3 separate regions of the Homo sapiens genome follow, and regions 1 and 3 are each linked to region 2. A link is a loop called in an ENCODE intact Hi-C map of the cell type or tissue named here. Cell type or tissue: ascending aorta. All regions are shown on one strand.

Region 1 (5,000 bases), 520 kb before region 2:
TGCCTCTTGTTTCTTCATAGCAGAACCTGGTTTAACTCAGGGCATGGCCCCAGGCCATGAGCTGCAGTTGGTCTAGTTCAGTCAGAAGTATCCCCTTCCCACATGCCAGTGAATGGGAGAAGTCGGCTAGGGATTTAAGAAAAACGTGCGTCCCCTAACAACAACAAAAAAGACACACGGGGATAAATTTCCTTTTCTTCCTTTGACTGTGGTCTGGGGACATGGTTTCTAGGGCCATGAGGACAAAGGTCAAGGCACAAGGTGGCTGAGTGGAAAGGTGGGCAGGTGATTCTCCACGCAGTTGGCAGCACCAATGTCATTGCCCGATGGGTCCTTCCGCCTCTTGTACAGGGAAACTCAATCCACTGAGACCACGGCGTCACAGTAAAGAAAGAGTTAACTGACATGAGTCCGGTCATGCCATGCAGGACAGTTATCTATCAAATCAAGTCAGTCTACCTGAAGGCTCAGAGGTTAGCAGTTTTCATGGATAGTTTGGCGGGCAGGGACTAGGGAATGGGTGCAGCTGATTAGTTGGGATGCCTTCAGAGGGGTGTGGAAAATGACACTGACTCCTCCTCTGGGTGGGGCCACAGGACTGGTTGGGTGGTGAGTCAGGAGTCCAGGTGAGGTCAAATTGGTTGCCAGAAATGCAGAAGTCTGGAAAGACATCTCAAAAGGCCAATCTTAGGTTCTCTAATAGTGATGTTATCTACAGGAGTAATTGGGGAAGTTACAAATCTTGTGACCTCGGGACAATGGCTGGTTGTCATTTAACTACACCTACATCTTAGCAGAATTCAGGCCTCTCTCAATCCTAACCTTGCGGCCTCTCATTAGTTTTGCAATGGTGTTTTAGTTTGGGGAAGGGCTAGTATCATCCTTGCTTTAAACTGTATGTAGTTTAAACTATAAACTAAATTTCTCCCAAAATTAGCTTGGCCTGTGTGTGCCCAGGAATGACCAAGGACACTTGGAGGTCAGAAGCAATATGGAATCAGCTATGTCAGATTTCTCCTAACAGTGATACTTTTGCAAAGGCAGTTTCGCTAAGCTGACCTGCTTTGCAACTGCCTACCTACTAACTGTTCGTTATTGTAGGTGATAAGCATCCTTGTGGCTTAGCCTCCTTTCAGTTATTTTTTTCTGTTCATGCCACGAAGCCATCCTAACTTTATCCTGACACATCTCCTTGCCCCAGGGGAGCTATGGACAAGGTGCGCTGTTTGGCTGAAGGCAATCATGGCCAAGCTGGCAGAGCTAGCCTGGAATCTTCCAGACAGAGGGCTGGAGGAGGGATGGGGCACGGGAGCACAGATAGACTTTAACTGCCCCCACGTTGTCAAGGAAAGGAAAGCAGAGCGAGAGAGTGGGTAGTGGGGTGGGTGCTGCTTTGGATGGAATGGCGAGGGAAGTCTTCTCTGGTAAGGAGACCACACTGGAGCCAGAGAGAGAGCCACTCAGAGGTCTGGGGCAGAGGAAATGCTAAGTGCACATTAGCAAAAGCCTCATGCTGTAGGGCAGTCCCCAGCTTTTAAAAAACTCTCTCAGCTGGGTGCAGTGGCTCATGCCTGTAATCCCAGCACTTTGGGAGGCCAGGCCGAGGTGGGCGGATCACCTGAGATAATGAGTTCGAGACCAGCCTGGCCAACATGGTGAAGCCCCGTCTCTACTAAAAATACAAAAATTAGCCGGGCATGGTGGGTGCCTGTAATCCCAGCTACTCAGGAGGCTGAGACAGGAGAATCACTTGAACTTGGGCAGCAGAGGTTGCAGTGAGCCGAGATCCTGCCATTGCACTCTAGCCTGGGAACAGAGCAAGACTCTGTTTCAAAAACAATAAACAAACACCCAGCTCTCTCTCAAAGAAGTAAGGAAGCAAAGCAGGCTGATGGAGACAGGCTTCTGGGAGACCCAGCTGCTCAGGTCTGGGCTCTGCCTGCTGTATATTCACTTCTCCTAGGTTCTCTCTGGCCTGCCTCCCATCTCAGCTTCCTTTTTTAAAAAAAGAAAAGGCTAATCTTTGATAAATTCCCACATAATCTGCAATGAACAGAGAAACTCTGTAGGAATGACTTGGTGCTACCCCACCACAGTCCACATCTTGGGACAGCCGCTCAGCCTGGAGCCCGTACTAGAAGGAAGAATGTCGATGTTAAATCTCTCCCTCATTCAAGACAATGTGGCCTCAATATTAGATGCCTTTTCACCTTTATTTTCTGAATGTCTGTTTACATCTGAGTTCACTCGTAGAAAAAGTCTGGGTGAGAGAGTAGGTCGGGGTCCCCTTGGCCCTGAGAACAGCTGGCCAGGCGGAGCCCACCTCTGGTTTTTCTGGCTTTGTGACAGAGTGACCACTAGGGGGTGACATAGCCTCACATGCTGAGTCTGGTGCTGGGAGCAGGTTGGTCCTGCCTGGGGGAAAGCAGCAGGTATCGTTCCTGCCTGGGTTTTTTCCAGTGCGGTTCACCTTCAAATGCGCCTCCCAGACAGAAGAAAGCTGGTGTTAGGAGCGGACAAGGATACCTGCCTGCCCAGGCGTTTCAAAGGGGAGTTGTCTGGCATGGAGGATATTCACCTGCACCACGTTACATGAGAACCTGCTAAGTGCTGGGCCCTTGGGAACGCAGCAGTGAATGAGCCCATCCCTGCCCTCGTGGGGATACCATTCTAGGGACAATCGGTACCACAGGTGGAAAAGTGTCATGTGTCCCAAGTGCCAAGAGGAACAACAGTCAAAGGAGAGGGGCTGCGGGGGTGCTGCTCTATGTGGGCAAGTCAGCAATAGCCTCTGACATGGAGACATTTGGCCAGTGGTGAGATGGAGCCAGGGAGAGGACAGGTGGAGGCCATGGCACGCCTGGCGGAGGGGCCCACGATGCAAATGTCCGGAGGCAGGAGCAGCCTCTGAGCCTGCAGGGAGCTGGTCAATGTGGCCAGAACCAAGTAGGGAGGGAGCAGGTGCTGGAGTGAGGTCAGGGAGTGGGGCGGGGCCTTGCAGGAGAGGTCAGGATTCCAGGTTTTAATTGAGCGATACAGAAAGCCATCGGATGTCGATCGGATGCAATGCAGAGAGATGTCTGGCTACTGTGCAGTAAAGAGATGGTAGAGACAGGGCTGGGGTGAGCAGTGAGGGGTCCCTGCAGTGGATCTGGAGATACATTAGCATGGTCTCCCGCCTCCTCAGAGACCTCCTTCAAGTCTTGCCCGCTACAGAAAGCCTTACTGGATTCTGTTTGCCTTGAGCAATCTGCCAGAGCCCTGAAATATAGCTGTTATTTTAAGTCTCTTTGCAGTCTGTGTTCTCTCGTGATAACTTCCTATTGCCTTCTTGTCTCTTTAAAAATCACATATTGAGCTTTTCATGCACTTGCCTCTTATTTTCCCAAGCTCTTCCAGTTCATACCTCCTCATCCCCCCAGGTCTATCAGTGCCTTCGGGGTTTGGAACCTTTGGGGTACACTGATGGTCACCCAACATGGGAAGAACACCATGTCTCTGGGGACCTTGGATCTCCCTGCTCTGTTTTCCTTTCTGTGGGCTCCCAGCTCCTAGAGCTCAACATGCCTTTATCCTTTTCCCTCCTCCCTCAGATGGAAACAGTTCTGGCAAAAATATTTAAAATAGACATTATAGAACTTAAAGGTGACATAGTTCAGGGGTAGTTGACACATTTATCTCATAACAAAGAAAGAATTCCTAGCATCAAAACCAGATGCCACAGATTCTCTTTTTGGAAGCGACTGTCTTCCCAGAACCCTAAAATCATGCAGTGGTAGCTTTTAGGGAGTGAGACAAGGTGGCCTTTGGCCAGCTGGCCCCCACGGAGCAAGAAATGGCATCTTGTCTGATGGGGGCAGCAGGGCACACCCAGTAACTGCTACTGACAGGATCAGCCCTGCTGGACATTGGGACATTATCTTTGTCCTACTAGAAAAAAAAAAAAGAGTTGAAAATCACTGGCCTAGACAGCCACCTACTTTGATTACACCGAAGGCTACTCTAGGTGATGACCATGGTGTCTGGTAGGGACAAGCACAAAGCAAAAGGTGGAGAATATACTCTGACACCCGGGGAAGATTTACAGCACTGAGATGGTAAAGCGGAGCCGCAGGGCTTCATCGCAGCAGTGGTTTGAAAACGTTTTGACTGCAGCCCACAGTAACAAATCCATCTGATGGCATAATCCAGCACATACAACACATCAACAAAAGCCCTTTTACGAAGCAATATTGACCCTGACTAGGTACTTTATTTTCGATTCTATTGTTTCAGCTGCTTTATCTGACCCACACGGTTGATTTCATGATGGGGTGGCGGGGGCAGTGGTTGCAGTTTGGAAAACACCACCCTAGATGGTCAGAGAACAGCAGAATGCGTCTGGAACGCCTTTGAGGCGAGTCTGGTTTGGGGGGTTCTTAGGGCACAGAGGATCCGCTGGATGGAAGTAAGTCCCGGGTTTCTGCCAGAGATGTGGAATGGTAGATTTTCCCCCTGTCCGTTTCCAAGACTAGCTCACAATTATGACCGAGGTCATGTGTATTTTGAACATCCAAAAGGAATTTAATTTTCTCTGTTTGTGGTTGAATCCGAATCTCCCATTCCACATGGTTGACCCCCACCCTGGAGCGGGCACTGTGTCTCATCCTGCTGCATCTGGGGATCTTTTTCAGAGGATCTGTGCTGGGAGCTGTTTGAAATTCGAATGAGTCTTTCAGAGAAGTTTATTTAACTTGTAAAACTTCAGGTCCTTTCACACCATTTCAGCGTTGGATCACAGACAGCTCTTCCTTTATATCCCAGCAACTTGAGTTTATTTTTCAAATAAAAGTCTGTTTTCCCATAAAATGCCAAAGGTTTTGTGCTTTGTGTGGAGGAATGAGCCCAAGCTTTTAAGACTTTAATTTAGAGCCTCTGAGTCTTGCATTTCCATCCCAAGGGCTCCCGGGGCTGAGGAGCACCCCACTCCAGCTTGCCCCGCAGAACAAACGCCAGGCAGT
Region 2 (5,000 bases):
ACATTAGGGTTAGACACAGAGCCTGGAGGACCAGGAGGGAGAGGTAGCAGTTGGAAGGAAAACAGCAAGCCCAAGGGGGCCCCTCCTCATGCCTGGGGGTGAGGTGGGTGGTGTGTCCATGTTAACAGTGCCAGGGTCTGCATCCCCTGCCCTCTGATCTTCTTCCTGCTTTCGTGGTCCCAGTCCCCATCCCACCCCGCTCTTTCTGTTTCACAGCCCCTGAAACTCTCTCTGGCCCTCCCCATCTCCCTTCTGGAGTCTGGACAAGTGGGGTTTGGAACACTTCGCTCGATGCATTTGCATCTCATTTACACCCCATCTGACCACCCAGGGGTAGTGGCAAGGGAGGAGGAGCCGCCTCCTCTCAGTCTCCACAGCCCCCATGAACCCTGACTGCTGACCTCACTGGGGTGGGGATGGGAAGAGGAGGAGGTGGCTGCTGACCTGGGCAGACAGGAAGGGAAATGTGAGTGCAAGTGTCACTGCCCTGACCCACCCCAGGCCCCCCTGGGCAGCCCACCTCTAACGCAGTTCCCCTCCTCCCAATCAGAGAATCCTGGCTGTGTCTGGGGCGCCCCAGCAGGCTGCCCTTGCCTGCCCTGCCTCCAGCCCTCACCCTGGGAGCAAATTATGGGGGCAGCTTGGTCAGCGAAGACCCTGGATGTGGGGACTTGGAGTCAGCCGAGGGGAGTGGGGTTTGGGACCCAAGGGTCAAAAGCAGGGACACAGGGAGCAGAGTGGCTGAGATGAGCTAGTGAGTACCAGGCAGAACCGCCCAAGAAGTGGAGCCTGAGAAGGAGGAGCAGGAGGAGGAGCAGAAGTCGGAGCAGGGAGCCGGGTACCGGACCTCAACCAAGCCGCAGAGAGCAAAGCCCTGGGCCCCCAGGAGGCAGCCCTTCAGGGGCTGCCTGGGCCAGGATGAGCTGTGTGACCTTGGCGAGGTCATTTTTCTCCTTGAGCCACAGTGGCCCCATCCGTCAAGTGGGGATGAAAGGACCTGCTCAGGCTGTCTTGCAGAGGAGCATGTGGATGTGAACATCTTTGAAAGGTTGAAAGGCGCCATTAATATTCATTTTTGCGGTACCTTCCGCAGCCCCGAGGCTCGCAATGCCCTGTGCGGTGCCTGGCTTCAGTTAGCTTCCTGCAGCCAGACGCCAAGCCCCTCCGCCAGAGCCGCGCAGATTCCGGCGCCCCTGCCCCTCCTACCCATCGCTCCCACCCATCGCTCAACGCTCAGGGTCACCAGCCGAGGGTCTGGTGGGGGAGGGGAGACGCCGGCTCACCGCGCCTGGAGCGGGGGGCCCTGGTCTGACCCACGGGCGCCCGTTTCTGCTTCACCCCCGCCCACCCCCAGCGCCCCGGGATGCCGTCTGGAGCCCGGATGCCCCACCAGGGGGCGCCCATGGGCCCCCCGGGCTCCCCGTACATGGGCAGCCCCGCCGTGCGACCCGGCCTGGCCCCCGCGGGCATGGAGCCCGCCCGCAAGCGAGCAGCGCCCCCGCCCGGGCAGAGCCAGGCACAGAGCCAGGGCCAGCCGGTGCCCACCGCCCCCGCGCGGAGCCGCAGGTGAGTGGGAGGCCCGGCGAGGAGGGGGCGTGCAGGGGCGGGCCCTGGGGGACCCGCAGGGACCAGGTAAGCGAGTAGCGGGGATTGGAAGGGGCGAGGAAGAATGATTAGCAGGGAGCGAGGCTTCCCGGGTCGAATGCCCTCTGGGGAGGTAGGCTTAGGGGGCACCGGCCTGATTCTTTTGTGTGCCCACGGTAGAGACAGGCTGCGGCGTCGGCAGCCGGTACCGCTTCCCTGCACGCTCCCCTCACCCTTCTCCTTGTCACCTGCTCAGTCCTTCTCTCCACCCATCAGGTTCTGGGTGATGCTTCAGTCTTTGGGGTGGGGGCGGGGCTTCCAGTGGGACTGAGGGCAGAGGTGTAGGACTGTGTTCCCCAAAGTGTGGTTCTCCGCTGAGCCTTCCTGCCGGCCCCCGGGCTGTTTCAAAGCCACTCCAGATTTTCTCAATGGGACTCTCTGACCATGGGGGTGGAGCTTGGGGATTTGCCCTGTGGGTAGGTGGTCTCTACCCAGTCCTGCTCTTAATTCTTAGGCACTCTGGCCCAGGTCTGCTCTCAAGCCACCAGGGCCAGCCCATTTCCTTGCTTTCCTCCAGCAGCTGGTGGCACCCTCAAAGCCCCTGCTGGCTCCTGGCAACAGCAGTGCCCCTCCGGGTTTCAGTATTTAGCCAAATACACATGCTTTTTTTGCACAACAGATGGGTTTCTATAAAAGGTGTAATATCAATTTTACCTCATTATTATTTTTTACACATCGGGGAAAAAATCACCACTTATAGGAATCCCATGATGAATTCTTTAGTAAAGTGCATCGTCATTTTGTACAGCAAATGGTAATTCCCTGATTTATCTTGTATAAATGGAGAGTTACACATAGATAATCTGTTTAAAACAAACCAGACCTTTAATGAAATCCGCTTGTTAGCCTTAGATTTCTGCATAGGGAGGGGGCAGTGCTTGAGAACACCACACGGGGGCAGTATGGAGCTATTCTCTGGGCTGCGTTTTCATCTCTTGACCCGCCAAGGTTTTTCTGGGGGTTTTTGGGTTAGTTAGAAGCAGCTAGTGGGTCAGAAAGAGCCCACATCCAGCTGCTACTACCCCGGGCCTAGTCAATTTGGCCTCAGCCTGAAGTCACACCCATGCACATTCTGGGCGCCTATGGCTGCAGCATGTCCCTCACCCTGTTGCCAGGTAGTCCCAGGGCATGAGTACCCCCAGCCCATCAGCGTTCTCTTCCAAGCCCAGGGTGGCTGGAAGGGGTGCAAGTCCCGCCAGCTTCACACCGTCACCTCCCGCTCCATGGATAGGAAGGAGTTCGTCTCTCTCCCTCCCTCTGAGCTTAGGCCCCTTTGGACAGGGCACCCCCTGCTTTCCAGAAAAGGTCTTCAGAACCTGGCTTCCCTCTCCTTTGTCCTCCCTCATCCCCACCTTTCCTCAAACACTTCTGCAGCTCGCATCTTTTGGCAGCACCGCCCCCACCAGCCAGTCCCTCCTGTCTAAATTTCTCTGTCCCTGAGGATGTGGCAGGGTAGAAGGGGGCTCCCAGGCCAGAGAATGGATGGGTCACTCCTGTGTCCTGAGAGAGGACAGAGCACCGGTTCCACACACCACCGTCACAGCCCTTGGGCGGGCAGACAAGTGGGCTGTGGGAACCCCAGCCAGGCGGGCGGAGATGTCGGGATAATCTAGCAGGTGGCCTCGTTACGCCCAGATCTGTCGCCATGGTAACCTGGTTTTTTCTTTAAAAAATGTACAGTGCCAAGAGGAGGAAGATGGCTGACAAAATCCTCCCTCAAAGGGTGAGTGCCTTTCACAGCAGCCCCCAGCCCACCCCCCACCCTTTGCTGCTCCGCCCTCCCCTCCCCCCTCAGAAGCAGAGCTTCAGCATCACAGTCACTTTCACTTTTTGTTTAAAAAAGCTCATTAATAAGTGAGGCTCCGCAGGCCAGAGGGAGGGGGTGAGGTGGAGGGAAGCAGCAGAGCCACTGGGGCCAGAACACAGGGGCCTGTCAGGGGGTTTGATCCAAGTGGTACTATAGAGCTGTGGGACCAGGAGGGGGCAAGAGCTAGGGGATCAGAAGCTGCCAGGCAGAATGAAGGGGATAGAAGGTGGCCAGAGATCCTGAGCATCCTAAAGAGACCCAGGTCCAGCTGGGTATGGGGACAGCACAGTTGGGACAGGTGTGGGGGCTGAGCAAGGTGCCAGCAGAGAAGAAAGCACCGCTGTCCAACTGTCTCAGGGATTGAGCCCCTACTAGGCACTTTGCAGGGGCCCAGGGGAAGCCCAGCAGGCATATGATATGGACAATGACAAGATGAGGAGACTAAAGGCTAGTGCTTGCTGAGCTCCACCGTTGCTACCTCCTCCCTGATGATGAAACACAAGGCACTTCCTAAAGGGAGAAGCAATTGTTATCCCTACACAGCAAGGCCCCTACTGCTGGATAATGGCATCCTGGGGAGAGGTCCTGTTCCCACTGTCAAAGCTACATGCCCAAAAGTAGGATGGCTCCCCTGACATCTTTTGTACCCTAGGATTGCACAACATGCATACATTCCATGGTACAACCCTGGACTTGAGCCTCTGACTCCTGCCCTGCTCCTCCTTCTCCAGATTCGGGAGCTGGTCCCCGAGTCCCAGGCTTACATGGACCTCTTGGCATTTGAGAGGAAACTGGATCAAACCATCATGCGGAAGCGGGTGGACATCCAGGAGGCTCTGAAGAGGCCCATGAAGGTGCCTTAGTTCGGGGGTAGGAAGGGGACTCTAGAGTTGTGTGACCAGGATGGGGAAGCAGGGTGGTCGGGGTGGGAGCACACAGCATTCGCCCGGTTCTGCACTCTATTTCTACAGCAAAAGCGGAAGCTGCGACTCTATATCTCCAACACTTTTAACCCTGCGAAGCCTGATGCTGAGGATTCCGACGGCAGCATTGCCTCCTGGGAGCTACGGGTGGAGGGGAAGCTCCTGGATGATGTACGTCCCGGCCCAGGTCTCTCCAGGTGTCCTGGGGTGGGCATGGGCTGCACTGAGAACAGAACAAGGTGTCTGCACTAAGGGCTAGGGAGTCAGCCCAGGCTGGGTGGAGGGGCAGGCCTAGAGACATTCCAAGTGCAGAGGATTTCATCTAAGCCCACTGCCCTGTCGGCTGCCAACTTGGCCTCCTTCTGCTCCTCCCACCTCGTCCCTGTTCTGCCCCCATGGTCCCTGTTGCTCTCCCACAGCCCAGCAAACAGAAGCGGAAGTTCTCTTCTTTCTTCAAGAGTTTGGTCATCGAGCTGGACAAAGATCTTTATGGCCCTGACAACCACCTCGTTGAGGTAAGACCAAGAGCCCCTCCGCCCTTGAATTGCCACCCTCCCACAGGCCAGAATCCCTGAAGAACCAGCACAGATTTGGGTCAGGGACCACCCTAGAGTCCTGGGCCCCAC
Region 3 (5,000 bases), 160 kb after region 2:
GGGCCGCGGCGGCGGGGAAGGAGGGGTGCTTCAGGTGCCTGCGACCTCCGCGCCTCCCGCCCGGAAGTGCCCGAGGGGCCGCGATGGAGCTGGGGGAGCCGGGCGGTGAGTCCCCGCGCCGTGACCGCGCCCACCCCGCCGCCCAGGGCCCCGGTCGGGCCGGGATCGCCGTGCCCTCCTGCGGCTTCGGGGGGCGGGAAGGTGGGAGGGGTGATGAGAGGTGGGGGTGGGGAACGTGAAGTCTCGGATTCCGGGCGGGATCTGGGGTCAGGCAGCCCGGGGGGCTTGGAGAGACTTCCAGAGGAGGCGCGGAGTTAGTCCTCCGCGGAGTGGGGTTGAGGGGACCTGGAGGGGGCCGAGCTGGGTGGGTGGTGACGCTCGGTGGCTCCAGATTGCCCAGGGGCGGAGTTTGACGTTTGCTGTGGGGGAAGCCTGGGAAGCAGTCCTGTGCCGCGGGTGGGGTTTAGGTGAACCGTAACGCGGGGGGCGGGGGTGGGGGCACAGAGGCTCTACCCCCACCTCTTAGAAACTTTAGCAGCGGAGTAGATGAGCCTGGGGTGAAGTCGGTGAAGGAGTAGACACACTGGGGTGAAGTGGGCAGGAGAATAGATACGCTTGGGGGTGAAGTTTGGTTGGGGTGAAGTTTAGGAGAGGCGTTGCTTAGGCCCTTACCTTGGGATAGGGTTTGGGTGAGTTGGGAGCTGGTTGAAGACCTCGAGCTCAGATGACAGAAAGTTAGGACTTGGGATTCGGCGATGGGAAGGGGCACCCGGAGGCAAGTTTGGGGCGACTGGGAGGCAGAGAAGCCGGTACCCTGGGGTGGGTGAGGGGACGGAGGCTGAGGACGGTGGGAGCGTCGCGGTGGGGTGAGGGCAGGACCCTGTGGAGGTTCCAGGGCTCCTGGCCAGGGGGCCCGGGCCTCACGGGCTCTTTGTGCCTCTCCAGCTCGGTAGCGCGGCGGGCAAGGCAGGCGCCATGACCCTGATTGAAGGGGTGGGTGATGAGGTGACCGTCCTTTTCTCGGTGCTTGCCTGCCTTCTGGTGCTGGCCCTTGCCTGGGTCTCAACGCACACCGCTGAGGGCGGGGACCCACTGCCCCAGCCGTCAGGGACCCCAACGCCATCCCAGCCCAGCGCAGCCATGGCAGCTACCGACAGCATGAGAGGGGAGGCCCCAGGGGCAGAGACCCCCAGCCTGAGACACAGAGGTCAAGCTGCACAGCCAGAGCCCAGCACGGGGTTCACAGCAACACCGCCAGCCCCGGACTCCCCGCAGGAGCCCCTCGTGCTACGGCTGAAATTCCTCAATGATTCAGAGCAGGTGGCCAGGGCCTGGCCCCACGACACCATTGGCTCCTTGAAAAGGTAAGTAGGTCAAGAGGCAGGAGCAATGCTAAAGACAGGGGTTGGGAGAGTGGTCGCAGAAGGCCCCCAGAGACACCTAAGACCCAGCCCTCCTTTATACTGGAGGCGCTGAGCGCCCCAGATCACAACTGTACTTGTTCCCCTGGCAGACGGCCCCTCCCAGGCCAGGGCCGGTGTGTTGTGGAGGGCAGGGGGAGGGTGGGAGTGCTGTTCCGGGGCCAGGGACTAGGATTGCCTGAGGCCTGCTCTCTTACCCAGGTCCCTCTCTCCTCAGGACCCAGTTTCCCGGCCGGGAACAGCAGGTGCGACTCATCTACCAAGGGCAGCTGCTAGGCGACGACACCCAGACCCTGGGCAGCCTTCACCTCCCTCCCAACTGCGTTCTCCACTGCCACGTGTCCACGAGAGTCGGTCCCCCAAATCCCCCCTGCCCGCCGGGGTCCGAGCCCGGCCCCTCCGGGCTGGAAATCGGCAGCCTGCTGCTGCCCCTGCTGCTCCTGCTGTTGCTGCTGCTCTGGTACTGCCAGATCCAGTACCGGCCCTTCTTTCCCCTGACCGCCACTCTGGGCCTGGCCGGCTTCACCCTGCTCCTCAGTCTCCTGGCCTTTGCCATGTACCGCCCGTAGTGCCTCCGCGGGCGCTTGGCAGCGTCGCCGGCCCCTCCGGACCTTGCTCCCCGCGCCGCGGCGGGAGCTGCTGCCTGCCCAGGCCCGCCTCTCCGGCCTGCCTCTTCCCGCCGCCCTGGAGCCCAGCCCTGCGCCGCAGAGGACTCCCGGGACTGGCGGAGGCCCCGCCCTGCGACCGCCGGGGCTCGGGGCCACCTCCCGGGGCTGCTGACCCTCAGCCCGCACTGGGAGTGGGCTCCTCGGGGTCGGGCATCTGCTGTCGCTGCCTCGGCCCCGGGCAGAGCCGGGCCGCCCCGGGGGCCCGTCTTAGTGTTCTGCCGGAGGACCCAGCCGCCTCCAATCCCTGACAGCTCCTTGGGCTGAGTTGGGGACGCCAGGTCGGTGGGAGGCTGGTGAAGGGGAGCGGGGAGGGGCAGAGGAGTTCCCCGGAACCCGTGCAGATTAAAGTAACTGTGAAGTTTTCACTCTTGCAGTGTGTCTGAGTGTGTGCGGGCTGGCGGGCGGGGAGTCCTCGCCCCTTGGGAGAGAAGGGCACGGACTGCGCCTGGGGTCTGGCCCTCCGCCTTCCCTTCTCCCCAGCGTTCTGCTCTGGCTTTGGCGCCGGCCTCCGTGGCCCCGCCCTCGGCGCCGGGCGCGCACTTCCCGCGGGCGGGGCTCGCGGCTCCCTGGCTCGCAGTGCCTGCCGGGAGCCACGTCTCCGAAGACCGATAGCTGCTTCGGGATTGGCGTCCGGGCGGCTATCTAGGGGCTGCTGGGAAGATGGCGGACTCGGTGGCTAGCCGATGAGGAGGCCGCGGGGGGAACCCGGCCCCCGGGCCCCGAGACCGACTGAGGGAGCGACCTGCGCAGGGCCCGGGGAGTCATGTAGGGGTGGCGCCTGCGGGGAGGGCTGCGGGAGGGCAGCGGGAGCTGGTGTTAGCGGCAGCGGCCACGGTCTCCTGGCGTCCCTGGGCCGGGGTGGGTGTTGGGGCCCCCGACTTCGCCGACTCCGCGCCATCGCAAAGCGGTGCACTCGGGCTCCACGCGCGCCCTGCGAGGTGGGCGCTGCGTTTTCATTTCACGGGTGAGGAGACTTAGAGAGACGAAGCCACTTGTCCAAGGTCACGCCGCTGGTGAGTGGGAGCGCCCAGCATGGAACCCAGCACCGTCCAGCCGCGGAGCCCGCGTTCCACCCTCTGTGCCGCCGCCGCCTCCTGTGGGAGAGGGAGGTGGTCGGGAGAGTGCACGCCGGTGCCGCCTGGGCTCCAGACTGGGCGCGACCACTAACCCGGTTAATGACCTCGGGCTTAACTTAACCCCTTCGCTGCTCTGGGCCTGCGTTTCTCCACCGGTGAAATGAGGTAATGCCAGCCCTGCCTACTCTTCATGGGCGTGTAAGGAGCATCAGAGATGGTGCATGTGGAATTGCTTTGCAAGTAGTGCTGCGCTGAGCGCACTGAGGATTATGATTGCTGTTTCAAAGGCGTGGAAGGAGGCAGAGGGGCGGGGTGGGGAAGAGGCCCAGAGCAGTCACAAAGGCTTGCTCTGACCACAGGCCCCCTAAATGAGGAGTGAGGTAAGCAGTAGGTAGCAGGTCTTTCTCCCCTTTGGAGAAAACCTCACCCCCTTTTTTGGGCTGCCCCTCAGGGTCTCCATCACCCAACTCCATGCTTCGAGTCCTGCTCTCTGCTCAGACCTCCCCTGCTCGGCTGTCTGGCCTGCTGCTGATCCCTCCAGTACAGCCCTGCTGTTTGGGGCCCAGCAAATGGGGGGACCGGCCTGTTGGAGGAGGCCCCAGTGCAGGTCCTGTGCAAGGACTGCAGCGGCTTCTGGAACAGGCGAAGAGCCCTGGGGAGCTGCTGCGCTGGCTGGGCCAGAACCCCAGCAAGGTGCGCGCCCACCACTACTCGGTGGCGCTTCGTCGTCTGGGCCAGCTCTTGGGGTCTCGGCCACGGCCCCCTCCTGTGGAGCAGGTCACACTGCAGGACTTGAGTCAGCTCATCATCCGAAACTGCCCCTCCTTTGACATTCACACCATCCACGTGTGTCTGCACCTTGCAGTCTTACTTGGTGAGGAGGGGCTTGAGGTGGGCGCCTGGGGGGCTAGGTGTTAATGAAGAATAGGGAGAACAGTAGAGGACCACGGACAGAGACCCAGCCTCTCAGGCGTTTGCCCAGGAACGCTTGCTCCTGCTCCCGTCCTATGTCTGCGGCAGACATCATGAGTCGAACGCACTCCTTCCGGCCTCGCTAGGGTGCCACCCCAGATTCCTGCTAATAGAGTGCCCTAGGAAGCCACCATAATTTGTCACAATTGGTATGAGATGAAAGCCTATTTGCCATCTTTGTATGTACTCCCTACAAACCGTTTCGATACCTCATAGCCACATGATACTTTACATGTCTCTAGTGTTTGCACTTAAACTCTAGCACACCTTCCCGCTCAGGAAACGGGAGAGGAGAAAGGTGGAGAATTCACCAAGTAACCCCATGATAAGAACAGCAGCACAGCTCTGTTACCAGGCTGCCTTTTACCTCTCCCCCTCAGGCTTTCCATCTGATGGTCCCCTGGTGTGTGCCCTGGAACAGGAGCGAAGGCTCCGCCTCCCTCCGAAGCCACCTCCCCCTTTGCAGCCCCTTCTCCGAGGTGGGCAAGGGTTGGAAGCTGCTCTAAGCTGCCCCCGTTTTCTGCGGTATCCACGGCAGCATCTGATCAGCAGCCTGGCAGGTGCTGGAGGGGGTTAAAATCAGATGGGGGTGGGGAGGGCTGACAGGAGGAGGAAGGTGGGCTCAGTTGGCTGGGCTGAGGTGGAATTGAGCCAGCCGGAGGTCCGGCTGAGGCCCAGCGTGACAGGCTGCTCTTCACAGAGGCAAGGCCAGAGGAACTGACTCCCCACGTGATGGTGCTCCTGGCCCAGCACCTGGCCCGGCACCGGTTGCGGGAGCCCCAGCTTCTGGAAGCCATTGCCCACTTCCTGGTGGTTCAGGAAACGCAACTCAGCAGCAAGGTGGGCTTGCCACCCACCCTCCA

The links. Hi-C counts contacts between places; a loop is a spot of excess contacts. Peaks named below come from ENCODE experiments on the same cell type or tissue, not always from the same donor. Only the 100,000 strongest peaks of a DNase experiment are listed, where the experiment ranks them.
Region 1: a loop joins it to region 2, with 2.3 times the contacts of the local background. A loop is called at or near these places in 4 of 110 quality-filtered maps.
Region 3: a loop joins it to region 2, with 3 times the contacts of the local background. A loop is called at or near these places in 6 of 110 quality-filtered maps.

Annotation. Positions count from the first base shown.
Region 1 is chr7:151,757,088-151,762,087 of GRCh38, reverse strand. All of the region lies in intron 3 of PRKAG2 (protein kinase AMP-activated non-catalytic subunit gamma 2), which reads left to right. Among named protein-coding and RNA genes, the nearest start is that of PRKAG2-AS2, 47 kb to the left of the region's middle. RefSeq lists an enhancer at 2,069-5,000. In ascending aorta, a CTCF peak has its summit at 2,363 (motif pointing right); a DNase peak (open chromatin) is centred at 2,362; H3K27ac peaks cover 891 bases.
Region 2 is chr7:151,242,026-151,247,025 of GRCh38, reverse strand. It overlaps SMARCD3 (SWI/SNF related BAF chromatin remodeling complex subunit D3), which reads left to right. Exons shown (of 13, transcript NM_001003801.2): 2 at 1,355-1,566; 3 at 3,325-3,367; 4 at 4,183-4,305; 5 at 4,423-4,545; 6 at 4,794-4,889. Among named protein-coding and RNA genes, the nearest start is that of SMARCD3, 4.2 kb to the left of the region's middle. RefSeq lists silencers at 1-103, 1,178-1,257, 1,278-1,577 and enhancers at 91-664, 665-1,239, 1,240-1,813, 1,814-2,388. In ascending aorta, CTCF peaks have their summits at 1,381 (motif pointing right) and 2,528 (motif pointing right); DNase peaks (open chromatin) are centred at 412, 1,365, 2,555, 3,749 and 2 weaker places; H3K4me3 peaks cover 2,436 bases; H3K27ac peaks cover 3,327 bases.
Region 3 is chr7:151,078,539-151,083,538 of GRCh38, reverse strand. It overlaps FASTK (Fas activated serine/threonine kinase), which reads left to right and starts at 2,730. Exons shown (of 10, transcript NM_006712.5): 1 at 2,730-2,854; 2 at 3,617-4,039; 3 at 4,518-4,697; 4 at 4,838-4,977. The coding sequence starts at 2,773. It overlaps TMUB1 (transmembrane and ubiquitin like domain containing 1), which reads left to right and starts at 46. Exons shown (of 3, transcript NM_001136044.2): 1 at 46-105; 2 at 946-1,364; 3 at 1,639-2,454. The coding sequence starts at 976. The coding sequence ends at 1,990. RefSeq lists silencers at 1-282, 2,316-2,995 and enhancers at 1,423-1,717, 2,435-3,410, 3,411-4,387. In ascending aorta, no CTCF peak of the experiment used is centred here; DNase peaks (open chromatin) are centred at 288, 2,092, 2,688 and 3,854; H3K4me3 peaks cover 4,056 bases; H3K27ac peaks cover 4,082 bases.